2 separate regions of the Homo sapiens genome follow, and region 2 is linked to region 1. Evidence: chromatin contacts called from ENCODE Hi-C data. All regions are on one chromosome and are shown on one strand. Each heading gives the region's core, a stretch centred on a gene start or an enhancer-like site at or near the end of the contact. The rest is flanking DNA. Distances are from core to core; before and after follow the strand shown. Region 1 overlaps SEC61G-DT (SEC61G divergent transcript). Region 2 overlaps EGFR (epidermal growth factor receptor).

Region 1 (4,869 bases), core at 212-2,711:
GACATTAGCAGTAGTGGTTGGGAGCAGAACCAGGCTGTAAGCCCAGGGTTTCCCTCTTCCAGCTTCCGCTTATCTCCCCACAGTGCGTGGAACCTGGGTGGGGCAGCAGGGCCATCAGGGCTGCAGGGTTGGGCCTTAGCGAGGGAAGCTTGTCAGGTCCATGCATGGCCCAGCTAGGAAGTTAGCCTTTACTCATGGTCTGAGGTTCCCTGTCTCCCGGCTCTTCTGTTTGTCAGTCCCCGATCCCTGCCCCACACCGCCCCCCAGCCAGTGACTGCGGTTGTCCTAAACTTTGTCCTCTGGTTCTTCAAGGCAGTGGGATGTTCTCCATGTGAGCTTTCACCATCCACGTGGCACAGACCAGGGGCTGCCCCAAGAGTACAAGTCGTGGAAATGGGAGGTTCACCGGCACCTCCTCCTCCTGTAGGACCCCGCCCTCGGCCGGCCCCTGCCTGCCCTCTCTCCAGTCTGCACTTAGCTGCTCTGTACATGGAGGCTAGAGTCCACAGTTATCTGTAGAGTTCTAGAGTTCGTCTGATGGACACAACTTTGTAATTACCAAGAAATAATTTTTTTTTTTTTTTTTTTTTAAAGACAGTCTTGCTCTGTCGCCCAGGCTGGAGTGCAGTGGCATGATCTCGGCTCACTGCAGCCTCCACCTCCCGGGTTCCAGCGATTCTCTTACCTCAGCTTCCTGGGTAGCTGGGATTACAGGCACATGCCACCACACCCAGCTAATTTTTGTATTTTTAGTAGAGAAGGGGTTTCACCACGTTGGCAAGGCTGGTCTTGAACTCCTCACCTCAAGTGATCTGCTCGCCTGGGCCTCCCAAAGTGCTGGGATTACAGGCGTGAGCCACTGTGCCTGGCCCAAGAAATACTGTCTTACACAAAACATTCTGAATCAAACGGATGGTTTCCAGAATGGATTCATTTTCTTTTCCCCTCTGCTAATAACCTGGTCCTAGGCTCCCTTAGAAGACGCAGTTGCTGCAGGGTTTCCCGCCTCCGAGCAGGTGAGGGCATTCACGCTTCTGCACTGCCCTCCAGTGGCTGACTGCCTGAAATGCGAATCAGATTCTCTGGGAAGCAAAGCGCTCTTCCCAGAGGTAAGGCGACTTCTCAGGGGCTTCCATTATGGAGTAACAAACCGCAGTAGACATGAGTCTCCCTAATAACGAAATAGATTACTGGATTGCAAACTATTTACATTTTTCACTTTTATTTGCAACAACAACAGAAAAACAAAAGCTCTTGAGATGTTTAAAGGATCCGTGACGTAGTTATTGAGTGTAGACAGTAATTAAGTATATTAGAGAAGACTCCCATAAGCACCTGGAGAAGAAAGTACTGAGGACAATCGTGTCAATGACGTGAAGAACTGCCAGGTGAAATGAGACTTTATTGAGAAAGACGCCATACACTTTTGCTTTCTCTGAGTAACACCGCCATCTTGTGTCTTTTCTCCATACTTCCGATAAAACTAGGCAAATCTTTTGCTACTTTGAGCACTTCTAAATGTTTTCTAATAGAAAACATTTTTGGAGCTTTGGGATTCCAAAGCATTTAGGAGCTTTGGAATGTTCTTTCAAAGCTCAAACAGGAGAAAATACACATAAACTCTTCTTAAAAAACTGCATGGAGGTGTAGTTTATATTCAATAAACTGCACCTTTATATCAGTTCAAGGGGTTTTGGCGAATGTATACACCCAGTCAACCTCAACACAACATGTAGATTTCCATCACCTCCCAAAGTACCCTTGTACCTATTTACAGGCAAGCTCACCCCAGCTCTTGTCCAGGCAACCACTGATCTGCTTTATGTCCGTTCTGACTTTTAAGAATTTCATCTAAAAGGAATTATATAGCATGTACTCTTTTGTGTCTGTGTAAATACTTGCTTTTTCCATTTAACATAACACTTTTGAGATCTATTCATTTTGTTAAATCTAACAGTATCTTATTCATTTTTCCTTCTCAGTACTATTCTCTTGTATGAATATACCCCAATTTATTGACCCAGTCTCCTGTTGATGGGCACCTGGCTTGCTTCCAGTTTTTGACTATTAAGATTGCTATGAGCAAATGTGTGTAACAAATGTGTACAAATGTTCTCATTTCTCTTGGTAAATACCTAGAAGCAAATTACTGGTAGAGTAAGTAGATATTTAACTATAAAAAAACAGCCAAAGTATTTCCTAGAATAGTTATACCATTTTCTTTTTTCTTTTTTTCTTTTTTTTTTTTTTGAGACGGAGTCTTGCTCTGTTGCCCAGGCTGGAGTGCAGTGGCACGATCTCACCTCACTGCAACCTCCACCTCCCAGGTTCAAGCAATTCTCCTGCCTCAGCCTTCCGAGTAGCTGGGATTGCAGGTGACTGCCACCACACCTGGCTAATTTTTGTATTTTTGGTAGAGACAGGGTTTCATCATGTTAGCCAGGCTCATCTTGAACTCCTGACCTCAAGTGATCCACCTGCCTCGGCCTCCGAAAGTGCTGGGATTACAGGTGTGAGCCACCGCGCCTGGCCAGTTACACCATTTTCTATTCCCACGGCAATCAGTGAGAGCTCTGGCTGAGCCATGTCCTTGTCAATATCTGGTATGATCATCCTTTTGAACATTGATTCTAATGGGTGTGTGGAGGTGACTCATGATGAGTTTAATTTGCATTTTCCTGCTAACTAATAATGCTGAGCATCTTTGCATGTGGCTATTGGCTATTTGTATATATTCTTTGGTTAAAGTCTGTTTAATTCATTTGCTTCTCTCACTTTATAAAATTGGGTTATTTATCTTCTAATTATTGAATCATAAGATTTCTTTATATATGATGCTCTATAAAAGTATCTTGTCACATATATATATCGTTATTTTTTTCCTAGTTTGTGACCTGCCTTTTTATATTATTAATAGTATCCTTTGGGGAGCAAACATTTTAAATTTTGATAGTCTAATTTATCATTTTTTAAAGTTACAGATTTGTGGGCCGGGCGCAGTGGCTCACGCCTATAATCCCAGCACTTTGGGAGGCTGAAGCGGGCGGATCATGAGGTCAGGAGATTGAGACCATCCTGGCTAGCACGGTGAAACCCTGTCTCTACTAAAAAAAATACAAAAAGTTAGCCGTGCGTGGTAGCGGGCGCCTGTAGTCCCAGCTCCCTGGGAGGCTGAGGCAGGAGAATGGGGTGAACCCGAGAGGTGGAGCTTGCAGTGAGCCGAGATCGCGCCACTGCACTTCAGCCTGGGTGACTGAGTGAGACTCCGTCTCAAAAAAAAAAAAAAAAAATTATAGATTTATTACCTCAAAAATGTTTGCCTACATTGAGATCACAAAAATTTTCTCCTACATTTTTCCTAGAAGTTTTATAGTTTTACTTTTTGCATTTTCATCCATGATCTTTTTCATGTTAACTTTTGTGTATCATATGTTGGAAATACTAAAGTTTTTTTTTTTTTCCATACAGATATATAATTGTACCAGCATCAGCTCTGTTCCTGTTCTTAGCTCCTGTTCTTAGAGAAAATAAGTTCAGTCTTTTGCCATTAGGTATGATGTTAGCTGCACATTTTTAAAAGTGCCCTCTATAAGCTTGAGAGTTTCTTTTTATTCCTGCTTTGATGAAAGTTTTTGTAATAAATGTGGCTAAATTTTGTCAAGTGCACTTTTTCTTCTAGTCCTAAGGGAGAAAAAAACATTTTCCCCTCCTATTAATGTGAGGAGTTGCCTTGGTTTTTCAAATATTAAGACAACCTGGCACTTCTAAGAAATGTTCCACCTGATTGTAATATATTGTCCTTTTTATACATAGATGGATTCTATTTGTTAATATCTTGTTAAAGATTTTTGCATCTAGATTCATGAAGAATATTGGTGTAAAGTTTTCTGTATTTGTCTGGTTTTGGTATCAGCATGATGCTGGCTTCAAAAATTGAGTTGGAAAGGGTTCTTTTTATATTCTGAGAGAGGTTATGTTTTATTACAATTACTATTGCTTTTTTAAATGTTTGATAAAATTCACCAGTGAAGACATTTGGGCCTGGGAGTTTTGCTGTAAGAAGGAAATTATGAATTCAATTTCTTTAATACATATAGAGCTATTCAGATTTTCTAGCAACAATTTTTGTTGTACACTTTTTTCATTGATTCTAAGTTATCAAATTTAATGGCATAAATTTGTTTGTACTGTTATTACCCATTTAATGTTTGTAGGACTGGTAGCACTGTCTTTTCTTTCATCCCTAATATTGGAAATTTCTATTTTTTTTCTGATCAGTTTAGCAATAGATTTATCGAGATTGATTTTTTGAAGAATCCTTTTAGTTGTATTGATTTATCTCTGTTGTCTGTTTCTAGGGGTAGCGAATTTTTCTGTAAATAACTAATACATATTTTAGGTTTGCTGGCCATATGATTTGTAAGGCAGCACTAGACAACAATAAGTAAATGAATGAGTGGGACTATTTTCAAATGCAAATATTCACAAAAACAGTGTGAAGCCATATTTTTGCCTGAAAAGTTGTGATTTGCTGACCCTTGTTTTATTAAAAGTCTATCTTTACTTTTTGCTTCTTTCTACTTACTTTGGTGTTAATATTCTCATTTTTTCTAGCTTTCTGATGAAGAAAGTATAATTCCTTGGTTTTGAAGAACATTCCCAATGGATATGGAATTTGAGGTTCATACTCCCTCCTCTCACTCCCCACCCCAACTAGTGGTTTAAAGAGGTGATTCTGCCCTTAATTGCTTCCTATGATATATCTGCTCTTGGTTTTATCTTTAGTCCTCTGTATATATGTGTACTTTTTAAAATTTGGCTTTTTAAGATTATCTTTTTCTACTATGTCTTTTATTTAGGTTTTTTGAG
Region 2 (4,964 bases), core at 1,016-3,515, 380 kb before region 1:
CAACATGACACTAGGATGCTATTGGGTGGTCCAATGTGTATATCAGATGACTGGATGGAAGTCATTCAGACCGAAGGGGGGATGTCCTCAGCCACCTGGAGGAGCAGGAAAGCACGCGGTGGACATGAGAACCACTAGCCCCAGCCAGACCACGATGGGTGTGAGAACCACTAGCCCCTCCTGAACCACGATGGGTATAAGAACCACTAAGCCCCTGCCGGACCACGATGGGTGTGAGAACCACCAGCCTCTGCCAGACCACGATGGGTGTGAGAACCTCTAGCCCCTACAGGACCACGATGATGCAGGCTGGGAGGGCTGGGCTGGTTTGGGGAGGGAGCACAAGGCCAGAGTGCACCTTGTGGAGGAGCTGTCTGTAATTGAGAAGGAGCCACAGGAAAGAGATCTGCATTTGCAGGAAGCTCTCATCTGACCCCAGGCTGGGGGCTGGGCCAGCTGAGAGCACTGGATGAAGAGACTGATGTTCAGGTGTTGGATGGCAGGGGGTTAGAGTATCATCCAGAGGCTTCTCCTCTCCCTGCTGCTCTTCTTTCCCCCATCTTTTTCCTTTCTCCTACACAGATGAGTGGTCTCGCATAGGAGCCTGTAACCAATACCATTAGGAATTCTCCCCCACATATGCCCAGGGAGGCCAGGACACCAGGGCAGAGCCAGGTTTTCCTTGCAGGGCAGGTCTGGGGCCTCAGTGAGTCACACCCTGGAACGTGTGGCCACCCTGTCTCAGTAGGAGCTGGAATCACCAGACTTCTCATTAAATGTGAAAAGTAAGTAACCCTTATCTTGTTTAAATCCCTACAACTAAGCCAACTGGCTCATACCAGCCATCCAAGAAAATTGCTCTAAATCTCTTATTTTTATAAGAATCTTGGTCAAAGAAAGCATTCCAGAGAATTCAGAGCAAAAAGGCCTTTCTGGGAAGCAACGGTAGCCACATATTTAGTATCAGAGATTCAGAGCCAAGGGAGTTTATGGGAGGCAATGCATATTTCACGCACTCTTATTCTCTTTAATGTTGCACAGTATTATCTAGTGCTTTAAGAGTCAAGTAGGGGCAGCAGTTCTCATAACGAGGCTGCTTCCAAGGCGGGTTTCACTAAGAGATTCCCATCTCCTCCTCCACACCACTAAACTGATGATTACCATTACCATATTAAAGATGCTTGTGTGTGAGCACCTGCATGTCTATTCCACTGTCAAAGCTGAAAAAGTGGAAATTCTTGAAGAGTGGTGCTAAAAAGTCTCTCTGGTCCCTGTGATAAGATGTGCATAACCTCAATTGCATCCTGAGAAAACACCAGCTGAACAGACATGGTTAGACAGTGTGCAAAGTACCTGACCCACACGTTTTGTAAGTGTCAAGGCCGTGAAAGACAAGGAAAGACACAGGAGCTAATATAGGTTAGAAATGGACTGAAAAGATTTGACAACTAAGTGCAATGTGGGATCTGGAGTGGACACAGAAGCAGAAGCACTGGCGAGCGCTGAGAAGTCTGTGGTTTAGCGGACAGCCTGTGCCAGTGGTCGTGCAGTCTTGCTCCCTGTGCCTGCTCATGTGAGATAGCATTTGGGAATGCCGGCGAGAGATGCAGGAGCTCTGTGCCCTATCTTAGCAACTCTCCTGTTAAGCCTAATTTCCAACTAAAAAGGCAAATGTAATCTACCAGGCTTTGGCTGTGGTCAACTTACTGTTGCTTGGTCCTGCCGCGTATGATTTCTAGGTTCTCAAAGGCATGGAGGTCCGTCCTGTTTTCAGGCCAAGCCTGAATCAGCAAAAACCCTGTAAGGCAGATGAAAGACTTCAGACACACACCACGTAGGAGTTTCTTTTTTGTATGAGACATTACTCTAGACTCTCAGGGACTCTGTATTATATGAACAGTAAGTGGGAAAATTGGATTTGCTTTCTTTTTCATTATCATCTTCTCTGAGTGTACATGCGCAGGGCGGACGCAGGCCGAGCCACAGTTCACAGCTGCCTCCCGCCTTCCGCTGCGATTCCGCATGTCTCCCGCCGCCCCCCTGGCTGTGGCCCTGAGACCCCTGCTGCGCCGCGTATCTGATTACCCCGAAGAGGCTCCTGCTGCGATTATCTGCCAATTGTGGATCTGGTATCACATACAAGGAGCTTTACAAATTTTCCTTATTTGATTCCAACCTTAAAACAGTCTTGTTATTTTGGTCTAATCTTCCCATTTTAGAGAGGAAGGAAGCGGAGCTCAGGCGGCAGTCATAGACCCGAGGCTTGCCCGTGGCCCCACAAGGCTCTGGCGTCCAGTTTCAAAAGCCTGAGGCCCAGGCTGCCTGTCACCTACCCCTGTCCCCTCCCTCTACCCTCAGGGGTTATGGGCCACCAAGGCAGCTGGCTGGGGCCGGGCGGGAGGGAGAAAGCGTGTTTACACCGCAGTGAATGACCCAAGCCTGGACTTAACGTGTCCCCTTTTGCCTGCAGGAGAAACTGCACTTTTGAAAAATATCAAAACATCAGCCATTAACGGTAAAATTTCAGAAGAAATGTTTTTATTCCAAGGGAACAGGAAATATGTCGAAAAGTTCTCTCTCTAAAACACTGATTTCCCATTTATATTCATGTGATAATTCAGCTCAAACCTGTGATTTCCTTTACGGTTTTCAGAATATCCAGTTCCTGTGGATCCAGAGGAGGAGTATGTGTGAAGGAGTCACTGAAACAAACAACAGGGTGATTATTGATCACCAATCTCTACCAGTTAAAAAGGCAGATTTTGTTTTTCTTTATACAAGCAACTGAACCTGTGACTCACCCCCTAAATGCCACCGGCAGGATGTGGAGATCGCCACTGATGGAGGTGCAGTTTTTGAAGTGTTTAATATTCGTAGCATTTATGGAGAGTGAGTCTTTAAATTCACCAATACCTATTCCGTTACACACTGCAGAGATAAGAGAGACGTGTATTCCGTTCACATTTGTTGGATTAAGAATAGCTAGGGATCCACAGGCAGAGGGAAGCAGGAAGGAATTCCGGTCACCGGAACCGCCACTGCCACATCATCCTTCATTCACTCAACAAACACTGAAGGGGCTGGGGAGAGTGCAGGCGGGAAGGGGGGACACCAGGACCTATAGTACACTTTGGGGCTACGGCGGTGTAGGAGATGCCATCCCTGTCACCTCACACTGACCTTGCGTTCTCCTCATTATTTCCCATGGGCCGCTTGGAGCTGCACTGCTTCCAGCTCTGCCTTCCCTGGATTCTCCCCAGGGCTGGGCACCTGGCAGCTGCTGAGCGGGGCTGGCTCTGTGACTGTTCTCATCAGAGCCCCCCACCCCGTCACAACCTTCAGTGCCTTCCCATTGCCTAACCTAGCTTTACAGCTTTATCTTCTGTTTTAAAGAAACGATATGTATAGTTGTTTTTTAATGAGAAGAGGAAGATGTGTTCCTTTGGAGGTGGCATGAGAGCCCAGCCTCAGCAGCCGAGAACAAGCCTCGTCCGCACACCGGCGGGCTTCCTACCTTTGCGGCAAGGCCCTTCGCACTTCTTACACTTGCGGACGCCGTCTTCCTCCATCTCATAGCTGTCGGCCCCACAGGCTCGGACGCACGAGCCGTGATCTGTCACCACATAATTACCTGGGGAAGAGAGCATGAAAGGAAGGTGATGACGGTGGCACCAGGTGCTCGGGCCTCACACAGGCGGTCCAGGTCCTCTTGAGGGGTGATGGAAAGGCTCCATCCTCCTTTGGCTTTATTTACTTTAAGGACAAAGAATGAAAGGTTGCAAATAGAGAAGGAATCCCGTTCAAGAGTTTAATAACATTCTAGGCCGCAATGTGGACAATACAGGTGTTTCATCATGGCAGGAAACACTGGGTCCCTTGAGGGGCCAGCTGTTTTGCGTCCCAGCAGGCACCTCAGCCCTCTCCTCCACCTGCTCTCACCTTTAAAGTAATTCATTTGTATTAATAGCAGACTTCTGCGTTATTTTTAGGAGCTCTATGTCTTCCTTTTTTGTTTGTCTGAGATGGAGTCTTGCTCTGTCACCCAGGCTGGAGTGCAGTGGTGTGATCTCAGCTCACTGCAACCTCCGCCTCCTGGGTTAAAGCAATTCTCCTGCCTCAGCCTCCTGAGCGGCTGTGATTACAGGCGTGCGCCACCACGCCCGGCTAATTTTTGTATTTTTAGTAGAGACGAGGTTTCACCCTGTTGGCCAGGCTGGTCCCAAACTCCTGACCTCAGACAATCCAGCCCCTTCAGTCTCCCAAAGTGCTGGGATTAAAGGCATGAGCCAATGAGCCACTGTGCCTGGCCTGTTCCTGTTTTAAGTTCCCCAAGAAGATCCTCAAAAATATTTATAGGACATTGATGATTCTTCTGTGAACCATCTGCTCTTGGTATCTCAGGCTCGAAGTGTTTTCCTATGGATTTTAAAGCTCTGTTAAGCCCTATCTCAAAGATATATCTGTGTCATCACTGTGGCACATTTTTCTTTAGCTTTGTTTGTCATTTACCTTATAATGGCTTATTATTTTGTGTTTTTTTTTTCCATACGGAATGTAAAATTTTTCATGTACACAAATCTGGCAGGGTAAAATCTCCCCCTCATAATTGTTCTTTCAATTTTTTTTCTCAGTTAATCTCCCCTTCTAGAGATCAAGAGTGGCTTCTAAAACTCTTTCATTAGACAAAGTTTTGCTTTCTCTGTCAGGAATTATTTTATGTCACAATTTCCCTAAACCCTGGAGCCACCAGTACAAATGTAAGTACAAACAAGCAAAACTCAAACCCAAACCATTAAAACAAAACAAAATAAAAACAAAAACAAAACCTCTGCAATACTCCTAAGAGGCATAACTTTCACTAGAATTTTAACCACTCAAGAAGGCAGGTCTTCTGATAGACTCTCTGATTTCGGTGTATTAAATACCTGCTTGGCACAAGCACTAAACAGTGGCATGCCCACGGC

The links. Hi-C counts contacts between places; a loop is a spot of excess contacts on that map. Pooled maps may share reads with other maps.
Region 2: a map of IMR-90 shows a loop between it and region 1 (5-fold over the local background). The contact joins two enhancer-like sites. A Hi-C loop is called at or near these places in 5 of 168 maps with a recorded cell type or tissue (Caco-2, Calu3, IMR-90 and 2 more), 2 of 37 single-sample maps with no recorded cell type and 7 of 50 pooled maps.

The regions. Positions count from the first base shown.
Region 1 is chr7:54,770,508-54,775,376 of GRCh38, reverse strand. The region is part of intron 1 of SEC61G-DT (SEC61G divergent transcript); the gene reads right to left. Among named protein-coding and RNA genes, the nearest start is that of SEC61G-DT, 14 kb to the right of the region's middle. RefSeq lists a silencer at 966-1,125. Within about 2 kb of position 1,461, at least 7 of the 41 ENCODE cell types and tissues checked have a DNase peak (open chromatin) inside an H3K27ac peak, as active enhancers do.
Region 2 is chr7:55,154,497-55,159,460 of GRCh38, reverse strand. It overlaps EGFR (epidermal growth factor receptor), which reads right to left. Exons shown (of 28, transcript NM_005228.5): 8 at 3,515-3,631; 9 at 2,802-2,928; 10 at 2,629-2,702; 11 at 1,708-1,798. Among named protein-coding and RNA genes, the nearest start is that of EGFR-AS1, 32 kb to the left of the region's middle. RefSeq lists enhancers at 2,108-3,307, 2,888-3,460. Within about 2 kb of position 2,265, at least 7 of the 41 ENCODE cell types and tissues checked have a DNase peak (open chromatin) inside an H3K27ac peak, as active enhancers do.